3 separate regions of the Homo sapiens genome follow, and all the other regions are linked to region 3. Evidence: chromatin contacts called from ENCODE Hi-C or POLR2A ChIA-PET data. All regions are on one chromosome and are shown on one strand. Each heading gives the region's core, a stretch centred on a gene start or an enhancer-like site at or near the end of the contact. The rest is flanking DNA. Distances are from core to core; before and after follow the strand shown. Region 1 holds the start of NIF3L1 (NGG1 interacting factor 3 like 1). Region 2 holds the start of TRAK2 (trafficking kinesin protein 2). Region 3 holds the start of HSPE1-MOB4 (HSPE1-MOB4 readthrough).

Region 1 (3,607 bases), core at 1-2,500, 3.4 Mb before region 3:
AAAGATAATGCTGTCAACCCCATTCTTAAACTTACCACTTATAAACACTTTTTGAAGAAAAACATTTCATAGTATGCACAATAAGAAAGCATAGCCAACTGTAAATTTGATGAAATATCCATAAGTCAATTATTCCAAAAGCAATTTTTCAACATTTCTATTTAATGAGATGAAGATGCTTGTTTAACACATTATTTGAAGTGATACAGGGTCTCCAAAAACCACTCGAGGTCTTGGAAGTTTGTTTTTGTTTTTTTCTTTTTGACACAGGGTTTCACTAGGCGCCTAGGCTGGAGTGCAGTGGCGTGATCTCAGCTCACTGCAGCCTCGACTTCCTGAGCTCAAGCAGATCCTCCCACCTCAGCCTCCTGAGCAGCTGGGACTACAGGCGCTAAACACCACACCTGGCTAATTTTTGTATTTTTAGTAGAGATGGGGATTCGCCATGTTGCCCAGGCTGGTCTCAAACTCCTGCGCTCAAGTGATCCACCTGCCTCGGCCTCCAAGAGTACCGGGATTACAGGGGTGAGCCACTGCGTCCGGCCTTGAAAGATCTTCTAATGGTCCTCATAGTACTCCATTCTCCAGCATTTTCTACATCTGGCAAGCTCGAAAGTGAAACCCTAGTGGGCCATCATGCAGGTTTTGAGTTATTTACTGTTACAGATGAGGAAACTGCGAAGCTACATGGCCACAGTCAACAACGACAACAGAAGGCAACATAGTATGGCGGTTAAGAGCACCGACTCTGAAGCCAGCCTGAATCCTAGAGCCAGAGCTGTGCAACAGCAGGTAAATGACTTATCCTGTGCAGTTTCCTCCTTAATGGAAATAGTGCCCAGGCCACAATATCGCGAGATTTACACGTAAAGCTGGAAACAACTCCCGTCCTAGAGTAAGCACTGTTTACTATTAAGCAGCATCAGTAGGGCCCCTTTGCAACCTGCAAACCGCTCCCTCGACGTTACCTCATCTATGCCTCATTTCAGTGCCACTTCAGGCCTTTTCCAGGACAGTGAAAAACCACGAGACACAGCCAGTTAAGTCTGAGTCAGGACCCCTGTCCCACTAGTGCGCTGTGCTCTGGTGCGGCAGGGCAGTTTTCTGACCCAATCTCCTCTTCTGCTGTCCTCTGCAGCACCAAGATAACAATCACAGCCGGCCCCAACCGGCACCTACCGCGAAGGTCACAACTACACTCGCGGGTTTTTAAATCGCCCACTACTCACCAGTCCCGGAAACTTCTCTGCGTCACTTCCGGTCCCGCGTCGGCGCTCCGGATGCTGTGGCACTTGGCTCCCCGTAGCGGGAGAGCTGGGCGGAAGTGGTCCTTTCCGTTTGGCAGCCGAGTGTAAAGCATTGCTTGAGGTTGCCCAGGTAGTTTCGCCTTACACTTCTTGTCCCAGTGCAATTATTAGTAGAGCTCCCTTTCACTGTCAAATTTCCGGTTGGGGATAAATTGCATTGTCGTTTTGGTTTGAGATAGGAAGATGAGGGGAGGAAGGAGGTGAGGCGGTAAGGGGCGTTCTCTCTCTTGGGTCCCGCGCCCAACTTCCGCTGGCCCAAAGAAACTATAATTTTGAACCAACAGACCTCTGCTGGCATCTGCGATTGCATTTTTCCTGTTTTAACAACGGCTGTGCTAGACGAAGTGGTGAAGCCCAAGTATGGAGTAACGTCATTAATTCTTTCATTCACTTATTCGAATGCTTGCTGAGTTCTGTGTTGCTACTGGTTTAGTTCTTGGGATACTGCGAGTGAACAGTGGGCGGCGAGGCTGTTGTTGCAACGTCAGAGTAAAAGAAGGACCCTGCACGGCGGCCTCCCAGCACTTCGGGAGGCCGAGGCGGGCGGATCACCTGAAGTCAGGAGTTCGAGACCAGCCTGGCCAACACGGCGAAACCCCGTCTCTACTAAAAATACAAAAATTAGTCGTGCATGGTAGCGCGCGCCTGTAGTCCCACCTACTCGGGAGGCTGAGACACGACAATCACTTGAACCCGGGAGGCGGAGGCGGAGGTTGCAGTGAGCCGAGATCCTGCCGCACTGCACTCCAGCCTGGCGACATAGCGAGACTCCGTCTCAAAATGAAAAAAAAAGAGAAGTTCATAGTATATTAGTGATAAGTGCTGTGGTGGAAAAAAAAAAGTTCATAGTATATTAGTATAAGTGCTGTGGTGAAAAAAAAAAAAAGCGAATTTCATAGTATATTAGTGATAAGTGCTGTGGGAGAAGGAAATAGGAATGTCCTAGGGCTGAAGGGCTAAAGCAGTTCTGTGTAGGATTGTCAGGTCAGTTAAACTTGACATTTAAGCAGAAATTTGGAGGTGAGGAAATTAGCCGTAGAGATGTCTGAGTATAAGAATTCCAGGCAAAAGGGACACCCAATGCCTGGACCCTAAGGGAAGGTATCTGGGTTATTGGGGGACTTGCAAGGAGGCTCTTGAAGAAGAGCAAGCCGGGCAAGTAGGAGATTGGGAGGCTTGAATCGGGTAGGATATCTTCTATAGCCGGGTTTTTATTACCTAGGGGATGCCATTAGAGGATTTTTTTTTTTTTTTTTTTTGACGGAGTCTCGCGCTGTCACCCAGGCTGGAGTGCAGTGGCGCGATCTCAGCTCACTGCAGCCTCCGCCTCCTGGGTTCAAGTGATTCTCCTGCCGCAGCCTGCTGAGTAGCTAGGACTACAGGCGCCTGCCACCACACCCGGCTAATTTTTGTGTTTTTAGTAGAGACGGGGTTTCGCCATGTTGGCCAGGCTGGTCTCGAACTCCTGACCTCAAGTGATCCACCCGCCTCGGCCTCCCAAAGTGTTAGGATTATAGGCGTGAGCCACCACGCCCGGCGAGGTTTTTATTTAAAATGTTCAGTAAAGATGAGCGTGTGTGAGTTAAGACAGGAAAATGAGCCTAATTCTTTTTTTCTTTTGGGACTAGAGACTTATTTTTGAGCTCGCTGTAAGACTGAGAAATCACGTAGTCCTTCCTGAAACCACTAAGAGGAAAAATGGTAAGTTTTGAGCAATTTTTATCTAATGTCTTTCATTATAAGTAATTTTTAGAAATTCAGTCAAGGGCAATAAAAGTTCATGGAAATTGCAGTGGCAAGATGGAGAAATTGTATAATATAGAAGCACTTAATATGGAATAATTCTTTTAAAAAATACACAAAATTGCTTTAAAATTCTTTAATGTTGTCACTTAAAATGCACAGAATTTACCTTTTTTTTTTTTTTTTTTTTTGAGTTTCACTCTTGTCTCCCAGGCTGGAGTGCAGTGGTGTAATCTCGGCTCACTGCAGCCTCTGCCCCTGGGTTCAAGCGATTCTCCTGCCTTAGCCTCCCCGGTAGCTGAGATTACACGCGCCTGCCACCACGCCCAGCTAATTTTTTGTATTTTTAGTAGAGATGGGGTTTCGCCATTTTGGGCAGACTGGTCTCGAACTCCTGACCTCAGGTGATCTGCCTGCCTTGACCTCCCAAAGTGTTGGAATTACAGGCGTGAGCCAACTCGCCCAGCCAGAATTTACCTTTTATGGAGAAAGATTGATTACAAGATAGATAGAAATGGAAAGGGAGAGTTGAAGGAGCAGAAGAGAATAGACAGGTC
Region 2 (4,029 bases), core at 1,455-3,954, 4.0 Mb before region 3:
AGACCTTTACTAATAGAAAGGGTGGCAATCTTGTAAGTTTGTGGGTTCAGAGCATCCCTTTACATCTAACCAACATCATCTCTTTCATCTAAATTGTGCTTCATTATTTCAACTCCCCAAATTTGATGAACCCATCTACAAATATGTGAGCAGGATGAGAAAGGGAAGATTTTGTAAACCATAAAAACCATAAAGCAATATCCAATTTTATTGCTAAAGAAAGAGGTGAATTTATTCAGGATGTTCACTATGAACCAAAGGTAGAGATTGGGAGGAAGACGGACCTGAAAGGCTGTGATCATTTAGCCACCTACCATTCATTACCGTCAATTTAAAGCACTGGAGTTTGCTGTGCTGCAAAAGGAGGAAAGCAATGCCTGCCCTGCCAACCTTCCAGGGTGAATGAAATCAAATGAGTTACATCTCAAAGTGCCCCTAATTAGCAAACACTGTATCAGCTTGAACTATGCTTTGAAAGGTACACTCAAATGTACTGATGGCAGTACAAAACTATAAGGTTTATTTGGAAAGCAGGTTGTCAAATGTTTCAATAACCATGAAAATATTCATACTTTTTGACCCAGTAAAATTCCCCGGAGTGATCTATTCTAAGGAGATATCCAAGTAAATGAAGAAACTACACATCATAGTCAATACACTGTTAATCTGTTAACAGCCAAGTAATCATTACACAAGTGTTTAATGAGTGGTTACCATGGGTCAGGCACTGTGGACACCCGCTGGTAATCAGGGCAGACAAGACCCTGGCCACTTGTAGCTGACCTTCCCACAAGCAGAAGGGTTATGGATGTCATGATTAACCAAATTTTCTGGTTATCATGATTTTGTATCCTGCTTTTTTCACTCAATGTCAGCAAGTTGTTACTGATTTTGTCTTAATAATGTGAAACTCCATTACGTTGTCTATTTTTTTCTCTTTTTCAGAAAAGCTCAGAAGAAACAGACACAATCTGGTAAGAATTGTTAGTAATAAAAGGGTTGTCCCTATGGGGTGGTTTAATCTCAGAGATTTTTGCCTTAGATACACCAGACTATTAAGAGATAATTTTACAAGACATTTTGAGGTCAAGGCAGCAGCTGCACCCAGCAAAGGGGTGGGGGTGGGGGATTTGCTGTTATTATAATTTTCTCCGGCATGCTCTTTCACGAGATATGAATATAAACCCTTTCTTAAAAAAAAGTCATATTTAAGAGACTTATATTTCGTATTCACAAGTACATCAGTGCAGTCCCTTACACTTGTATCCAAAACGCTAATTACGATAAAGCTTTATAAGTAATTTCAGTTTGTTCCATAATAGAATGGTTCATGTGAAGACTTTGATCTGAAAGATTAACACTTTCTGTAGAAACCAAAGGGCGCATCTTCTAGAACACGGGTTTTGAGTTAATTTAGGCATTCAACAGAGGCCACTGTTACAGGGAATGCAAAAATGACCCGATGTAACTCTTTGTTGAGCTTTAAAATTACTGTAATTTTCAAAGTGATCTTGGGAACCCATAAAATCTTAACAAAGATCATAGCGACGCACAGTTCAGGAGAATTTTCCAAGCTTAGTGACTCATGCGTTCAACAAATCTTTACTGAGCGCCTACTGGGTGCCAGGCACCGTGCTAAGCAGGCGCCGTGTTACACATCCGTATCAAGTTTTGGGGAAAAGGTACTTGACAAAGACCCAGCAGGGAAAAACACAGCGTTGAATTGAAAAACCGAAGACAAAACGACACTCGAGTATTTAATTTTGTAAAAGGTTCCTTCCTAGTCCTGCTATGGGGGACTTTGCAGCGAACTTGCAGAAGGCGGCAGATAGAGCTGGGGTCTGAGGGTGTCTTCGATATGGCAACTCCCCAAGCCCGAGAGCGCGGCCAAAGGTGAGGGGTGCGGGGAGAGGGCGCCCGGGCGGCCTGGGCCCCGCGCACCTGGCACGGCCGGCACGGCCAACCCGGCAGGCACCACTGGGCGGGCTGCGAACCCGCGGCCCGGGCCCCGCTGAGCCCGAGCTGCACTGGCGCAGTGGCTGCTCGCCACCTCGGGCCGCATTCTTGCCACGGCTCCCGCCAGCCGCCGGTGCTCGGGCTGGAGGTGGGCTAGCGCGTTCTGGCCTCTGGCTTCCCGGGCGTGCGCGGACCAAGGCTCACTCCCTCACACGTCCCCCACCGGCCCCGACACCTTCCCTTCCCGGGCCTGCCTCCCGTCTTTACCCTAGCGGCGACCACGGCCAGCGACTCTCTTCAGGCTGCCAGCGGTGCGGACAGGGGCGGGCGCCAGAGCCCTGCTCGCGGAGGGGCGAGGCGAGCGCTCTAGGCCCGCTCCCGGCGCGGGGCGCGGGAGGGCGGCGAGGCCGCGACCGGGGCCGTGGGCTTGGAACTCTGCACCAGTCCCAGGCTACCCGCTGGGAACGCATTCGCCCCACCCGCGCCGGGGTCGCGGCCCCGCCTCCCTCCCCGGGGCTGGGCAGCGAGAAGGCGGGGCCTTCGAGCTTGAGGCGGGGCGGGCAGGAAACTACAATTCCCAGCAGGTCTTGCGCTGGGGCCGTGGAGGCCGCTGGGAGAGTGGCTCTCCTTTGGCTTCCCCAATTGTGTGGGGGCTGCCATTGACCCGGTGTCGCCGCAGAACCGAGGTCGCCGAGTGATGATGTTGTGAAGTCGCCCGCCTGTCCCTGCCACGCCCGGGCGGTTGCTGGCAGTGGGAGCAGCGGCAGCAGCTTCGGCTGCTGCTTTCAGGCTGCCGCTGCATTAGGGGCTTCCTGAGGAAGCGCGGGCGGACGACAGAGGATGCCGAACCACTCCAGTGAGTAAGCTGTCCGCGCAGAACCCGAACTTGCCCTTGACAACTTCCCCGGAAAGCGGAGGGACCTCCTCGTCCCAAGGTCCTCCGGTACCCGGAGGTCACGCGCGGACGTCGGAGCCGGAGGCTGGGTGCTGGAGGGCTGGGTCCGGGTCCCGCGGTGAGGCGTGGGTTGTTTCCTAAGTGTGGGTGCAAAGTAATGGGCGCTAGGCGCTGGCGTCGGTATTCAGCCCAGCTGCACATCTGAGGCTTGGCAGCTTCTCATAGCGCCTTATCCTCTGCCATACAGCATCCATCTGGAGCCCTGTCTTTTAGGATGAGTGGCTTTAGGGTCGGGCATTAAACCTTAAGCTTCAGTCGCCATCTGTGATGTAAGTGGGAGGAGAGGGTATTGGAAAGAGCTCTTTCTGGGTCAAATAGAGTTGGGCTTTTCTTGCAATTGATTTTGAGCCAGATGCCACATATCTTGAAAAAGAAAAACGGCTGACTTTAGTTTGAAGCGTAAATAATAGATATTCGCACATGTCCTTTTTAGTAGCAGCCCAAAAATTGAATTTCAACTTAAAAAAAAATCTGCGTCATAATAATAGGGATGTTACTTGCTCTTGCTCATGCACCTTTTGCTTAGACCTGCTGTTTCTACGTCAGAAAAAAAAAAAAAAAAGGTAACTTCACAGGATATTCATCAAGTTGATGGAATGGACCATAGGAACAAAAGGAACACTTTCAGTTCTTGGTCTCCGTAAATCTTCCCGACCTTTAGATCTTTGCTGTTGACTTGGAAGTCTGAGGTACAGTAGTCTCCAAATAGCAGGTTAATGGTGGTGACATGACACTTAAAAACAAATTGTGAAGGACATTTGGAGGTGAGAAAGGTCAGGGATGAAGACATTTTATCATCCTAGCAGTTATTCCAACTTTCTTTTCTTTTTTTTTTTTAAGACAGAGTCTCGCTCTGTCGCCAGGCTGGAGTGCAGTGGGGTGATCTCGGCTCACTGCAACCTCCGCCTCCCGGATTCAAGCGATTCTCCTGCCTCAGCCTGCAGAGTAGCTGGGACTACAGGCGCGCACCACCACGCCCAGCTAATTTTTGTGTTTTTAGTAGAGATGGGGTTTCACCATGTTGGCCAGGATGGTCTCGATCTCTTGACCTCATGATCCACCCGCTTTGGCCTCCCAAAGTGCTGGGATTACAGACGTGAGCCGCCACACCCAGCTCC
Region 3 (4,016 bases), core at 1,506-4,005:
CACACCTTGTCATCTAGAACTACTTTGGTGCCTCCATATTCTGGGAGAAGAACTTTATCTCCAACTTTCACGCTAACTGGTTGAATCTCTCCACCCTTAAAAAAGGAAGGATGTTTATTAGCAAAGATATCTAGTTCACCCAACATAAACAGTTAACTTTTAAATCACTACAACTAATGAAACATGGTCACTCAAATCCAATTATATTAAAAATATATTTCGTGGCTAAGTGATACGACTCATACTAGAATTACAGATCTTCACTCAAAAATACCACTGTAGTTACACTTTGAAATAATACACAGTGGCTTAAACTAAAACCTGACTCCAACGTAAAAGTTCAAGAAAATATTCTGGAAAAGCTAACTTTAGTTAACTAAAGCTAACTTTATAACTGTTAAATATTAACATAACTTATCAACTATATGAAATAAACCTGCAACAGTAGCCAGCACCCAGAAAATGCCATATACAAATGGTCATATTTTCCTTCTTTCAACATACAAAAATTTAAAGTTTTTTTGGATTTAGAACATACTCTTGTGATTGTTTTGTTCCCTCCAAAGAACAGATTTGGGGAAAGGGACTGCAGCTAAGTGTCCACTCCCCAAAGTCTTCCTATTCCTAACTCCATGACAGCTCCTCAGTAGAGCTTTCCTCCTCAGAAGCAACTAGAACAATGCAGTTAACATTATTTGGCCCCAACGGCGTTTACTGTGTATTTTGGCTGAGATCTTTAGAAGCCCGAGGCCTAAACAATTAACTGAGGAACATCTAAAACAGAGGTGTGCAATCTTTTGGCTTCCCTGGGCCACACTGGAAGAACTGTGTTGGGCCACACATAAAATACACTAACATTAGCAGTAGCTGGTAAGCTTAAAAAAAATTGCAAAAGAAATATCAGGTTTTAAGAAAGTTTAGGGATTTGCGTTAGGCGGCATTCAGAGCTGTCCCAGGCTGCAGATTGGACAAGACTGACCAACCTGTTCCTCTGGTAGGTATACAACCAGGTATACCAACTGGTTAAGATTAGGGCAATTTCAATGTGTTAGGGGTTAAACGAACAGTCCAAGTTTCCTCTCAATTCTTAAATGCCCCCTCATTTTACCTTGAAGCACATCTTTTGTATTTATTTATTTTGTAGACAGGAGGTCTCATTATGTTGCCCAGACTGATTTTGAACTCCTGATTTTGAATCCTGAGCTCAAACGATCCTCCTGCTTTGGCCTCCCAAAATGCAAGGATTACAGGTGTGAGCCACCACGCACAGCCTCTTTTGTCTTATTAAAAATTTAGAATGTAAGGCAAACACTGATCACACTAGGCTACCAAATTGCTATTGAGGGGATTTTTTTTTTTTTTTTTTGAGACAGAATCTCGCCCTGTCCCCCATACTGGAATGCAGGGGCGCCTTGCAACCTCGGCTCCTTGCAACCTCCGCCTCCAGGGTTCAAATGATTCTCCTGCCTCAGCCTCCCCAGTAGCTGGGATTACAGGCGCATGCCACCACACCCGGCTAATTTTTGTATCTTTAGTAGAGACGGGGTTTCACCATGTTGGTCAGGCTGGTCTTGAACTCCTGACCTTGTGATCCGCACACCTCGGCCTCCCAAAGTGCTGAGATTACAGGCGAGAGCCACCGCACCCGGCCTATTGAGGACAATTTTTAATACTCTGAAACTATCACATAAAATAAGCATCATAGCATTGGTCATATAAAATAAGCAACTTTATATTAGTCATTTCCCTTTAAGAAACAGATTAGAACCAAAGCAGTTAATGATCTTGAAAACGACATAAACTCTACTTAATAAGCGACTTTTAATACTCCAGAATTACTTCTTTTCCCTCCACTGCACACTATAAAAAATAGTTCCACTGCAGCTCCCATTTACCTTTCCTTTAGAACCCGATCCAACAGCGACTACTGTTGCTTGCAATACTTTTCCTTGAGATTTTTCTGGAAGCATAATGCCTCCTTTGGTTACAGTTTCAGCAGCACTCCTTTCAACCAATACTCGGTCAAAGAGTGGAAGAAACTTTCTAAACGCTTGTCCTGCCTGTAGGAAGAGAAATGTTTTGAAACAAAAACTAAATGTAATCACATTATCAACAGGCAACGCCACCGTGCTATACATCTCAACACGTTTTGGCTTTGAAAGTTAACACCAAACCTCAGCTTATTCGTTAAGGAAGCGCATTTGAATGTACTAACCAATATTCCAAGTTTAATTCCCGATTCCTTACGTCTGTTAGGGGTCGTTGTCGCTCCTCCGGTGAGCAACCAGACCAGCTTTAAGGTCAACCTTAGTTTATTCCAAGGTCAAATGTTTTCCTTCTTCAGGTTTTTCCAGAAATTTTCAGGAAACGCTGGGTCAAGCTCCCTGCCTGGCACCATGATTTTTACCCAAGATATTACACATCCACAAAGGCCCTGCAGAAGCAGGTGAGACGCTGCGCGTGCGCCCGGGTTCTCGCCCCCCTGCCTTACACACCGGCAGCACACGCGCGTGCAAAGAGCCCTGGGGGAGAAAAGGGTCGGGCGGGCCTTGCCGCTCCAAGGTGCCATCGGGCGCTGGTCACTGAGTGGCCACCAATCCCTCCCGCCCAGCCCAACAAAAGAGGGGCGTCAGGGATCCCCGTACGCCTCAGACAGGCCCGGGCCTGCAGGCCTCGGGGCCACGCGGGACTCACCATTACTCCCTCCGCCTCAGACTCGTACTCTGCTCTAGTGTAGCGCCGCAAAGAGACTCGCAGTCCGGCCCTGGCGACACGTGAAAAAATCACCCAGCGCGCAGGCGCGCTCGCCCCAGCGGTCGCCGCTAGCCCCCTCGCCCCTCCCAGGGAGGGAGGGCGGTCGCCCCGACGCGCACCGCGATTCGCCCCAAGGGCCCTGCGCAGGACGCTGACGCGAAGACTCGGAGGCGGAAGAAAAAAGGAGCTGTTTCTAGGCTTTTCTAGGCGCCCAGCCGAGGTGAAAGAACTACCCCTTCGTCCCCTCCCGGAAATGACGCGATTTGACCCTTGAGCCGTAGGGAGCGCGGCATTTTCTGGAAAGTTCTGGAACCGAGCGAGGCCCGGGAACTAGACTAAGCCGGCCGGAGAGGGCTGAGCGCGCTAGCACACCCTGCGCGGGTAGGGAGGGGCGGGGCTCGCGCGCAGGGTGTGCAGATTGCAGGGCCCGGGCTGACGGGAAGTGGGTGGGAGCTGCCTGCACACGCGGTGCCGCGGGGCGGGAGTAGAGGCGGAGGGAGGGGACACGGGCTCATTGCGGTGTGCGCCCTGCACTCTGTCCCTCACTCGCCGCCGACGACCTGTCTCGCCGAGCGCACGCCTTGCCGCCGCCCCGCAGGTACGCGGCCTTCCCGCACCACCTCCCCCCGGCTCCTGCGACCCCCGAGTGGGCCTTCCTCCTCTGCGGTCCAGCTGGAGGGTGCGGGCGGCGACAACCTGGAGTTCCGCACCGCGCCGCACCGCAGGCCCAGGCCTGCGGGTCCAGGCCTCGCGGGTCCATGCGGGTTCCATCACGTGCGACGCGGATCCTGGACCTCGGCTGGGCGCGGGAGGGACAACTCGTGGGGTTTGAATTTGGGGGATTGTAACCACTTAGGCCCGCTGGTGCAACCTGCGCCTGGCCGACTTCAGGGAACCGGGGAGGGTGGTGTACGTGAGGGAACCGCTTTTTTCCCCCGCAGGCAGCTGGGATACCGCGCCTCCAGTCTTGACCTTGCTGGGGGCGTTCGGAAAGAAGGACACGTGGGCTCGCGCCGAGTGGGCCGGGCCGCCGCCCCCAGCATCGCGGCCTTGCTGGTTGCTCTGATACAGTAGCCTTGGGTGGATCCATGGAGACACTTTGCTGAGCGGCTTTTTGCACCGTCAGGAATACTTTTAACTTCCCTGGTCACTTGGATTTGTAACTTGCCTCTCTCCGGCTGACTTGGTTTCTCAGGGGCCACAGTTGGAGTGGGTCTGCCCACAAGGCCGTTTTCGCGGTGAAAGATTAACTCGTTTTTGGC

The links. Hi-C counts contacts between places; a loop is a spot of excess contacts on that map. ChIA-PET counts read pairs that join two places held with the same protein, here RNA polymerase II (POLR2A). Pooled maps may share reads with other maps.
Region 1: a pooled map shows a loop between it and region 3 (10-fold over the local background). The contact joins the promoter of NIF3L1 here to the promoter of HSPE1-MOB4 in region 3. A Hi-C loop is called at or near these places in 1 of 168 maps with a recorded cell type or tissue (vagina) and 7 of 50 pooled maps. POLR2A ChIA-PET finds 5 or more read pairs at or near these places in 1 of 52 experiments (CD4-positive, alpha-beta T cell).
Region 2: a loop to region 3 is called in a pooled map, with 16 times the contacts of the local background. The contact joins the promoter of TRAK2 here to the promoter of HSPE1-MOB4 in region 3. A Hi-C loop is called at or near these places in 1 of 168 maps with a recorded cell type or tissue (CD8-positive, alpha-beta T cell) and 6 of 50 pooled maps. POLR2A ChIA-PET finds 5 or more read pairs at or near these places in 3 of 52 experiments (GM12878, T-cell and activated T-cell).

What each region holds. Positions count from the first base shown.
Region 1 is chr2:200,887,014-200,890,620 of GRCh38, reverse strand. It overlaps NIF3L1 (NGG1 interacting factor 3 like 1), which reads right to left and starts at 1,250. Exons shown (of 7, transcript NM_001369441.2): 1 at 969-1,250. It overlaps PPIL3 (peptidylprolyl isomerase like 3), which reads left to right and starts at 1,544. Exons shown (of 7, transcript NM_130906.3): 1 at 1,544-1,665; 2 at 2,936-3,008. The coding sequence starts at 3,006. RefSeq lists enhancers at 467-716, 975-1,719, 1,607-1,856, 709-1,908, 1,977-2,026 and 1 more.
Region 2 is chr2:201,450,133-201,454,161 of GRCh38, reverse strand. It overlaps TRAK2 (trafficking kinesin protein 2), which reads left to right and starts at 2,704. Exons shown (of 16, transcript NM_015049.3): 1 at 2,704-2,812. STRADB (STE20 related adaptor beta) reads right to left here and starts at 2,422. Exons shown (of 12, transcript NM_018571.6): 1 at 2,224-2,422. RefSeq lists a silencer at 1,852-2,531 and enhancers at 2,562-3,091, 2,495-3,349.
Region 3 is chr2:197,499,118-197,503,133 of GRCh38, reverse strand. It overlaps HSPE1-MOB4 (HSPE1-MOB4 readthrough), which reads right to left and starts at 2,755. Exons shown (of 9, transcript NM_001202485.2): 1 at 2,695-2,755; 2 at 1,896-2,060. The coding sequence starts at 2,697. It overlaps HSPD1 (heat shock protein family D (Hsp60) member 1), which reads left to right and starts at 3,294. Exons shown (of 12, transcript NM_002156.5): 1 at 3,294-3,352. HSPE1 (heat shock protein family E (Hsp10) member 1) reads right to left here and starts at 2,755. Exons shown (of 4, transcript NM_002157.3): 1 at 2,695-2,755; 2 at 1,896-2,060; 3 at 6-95. The coding sequence starts at 2,697. RefSeq lists an enhancer at 2,635-2,694 and silencers at 2,835-2,894, 3,085-3,414.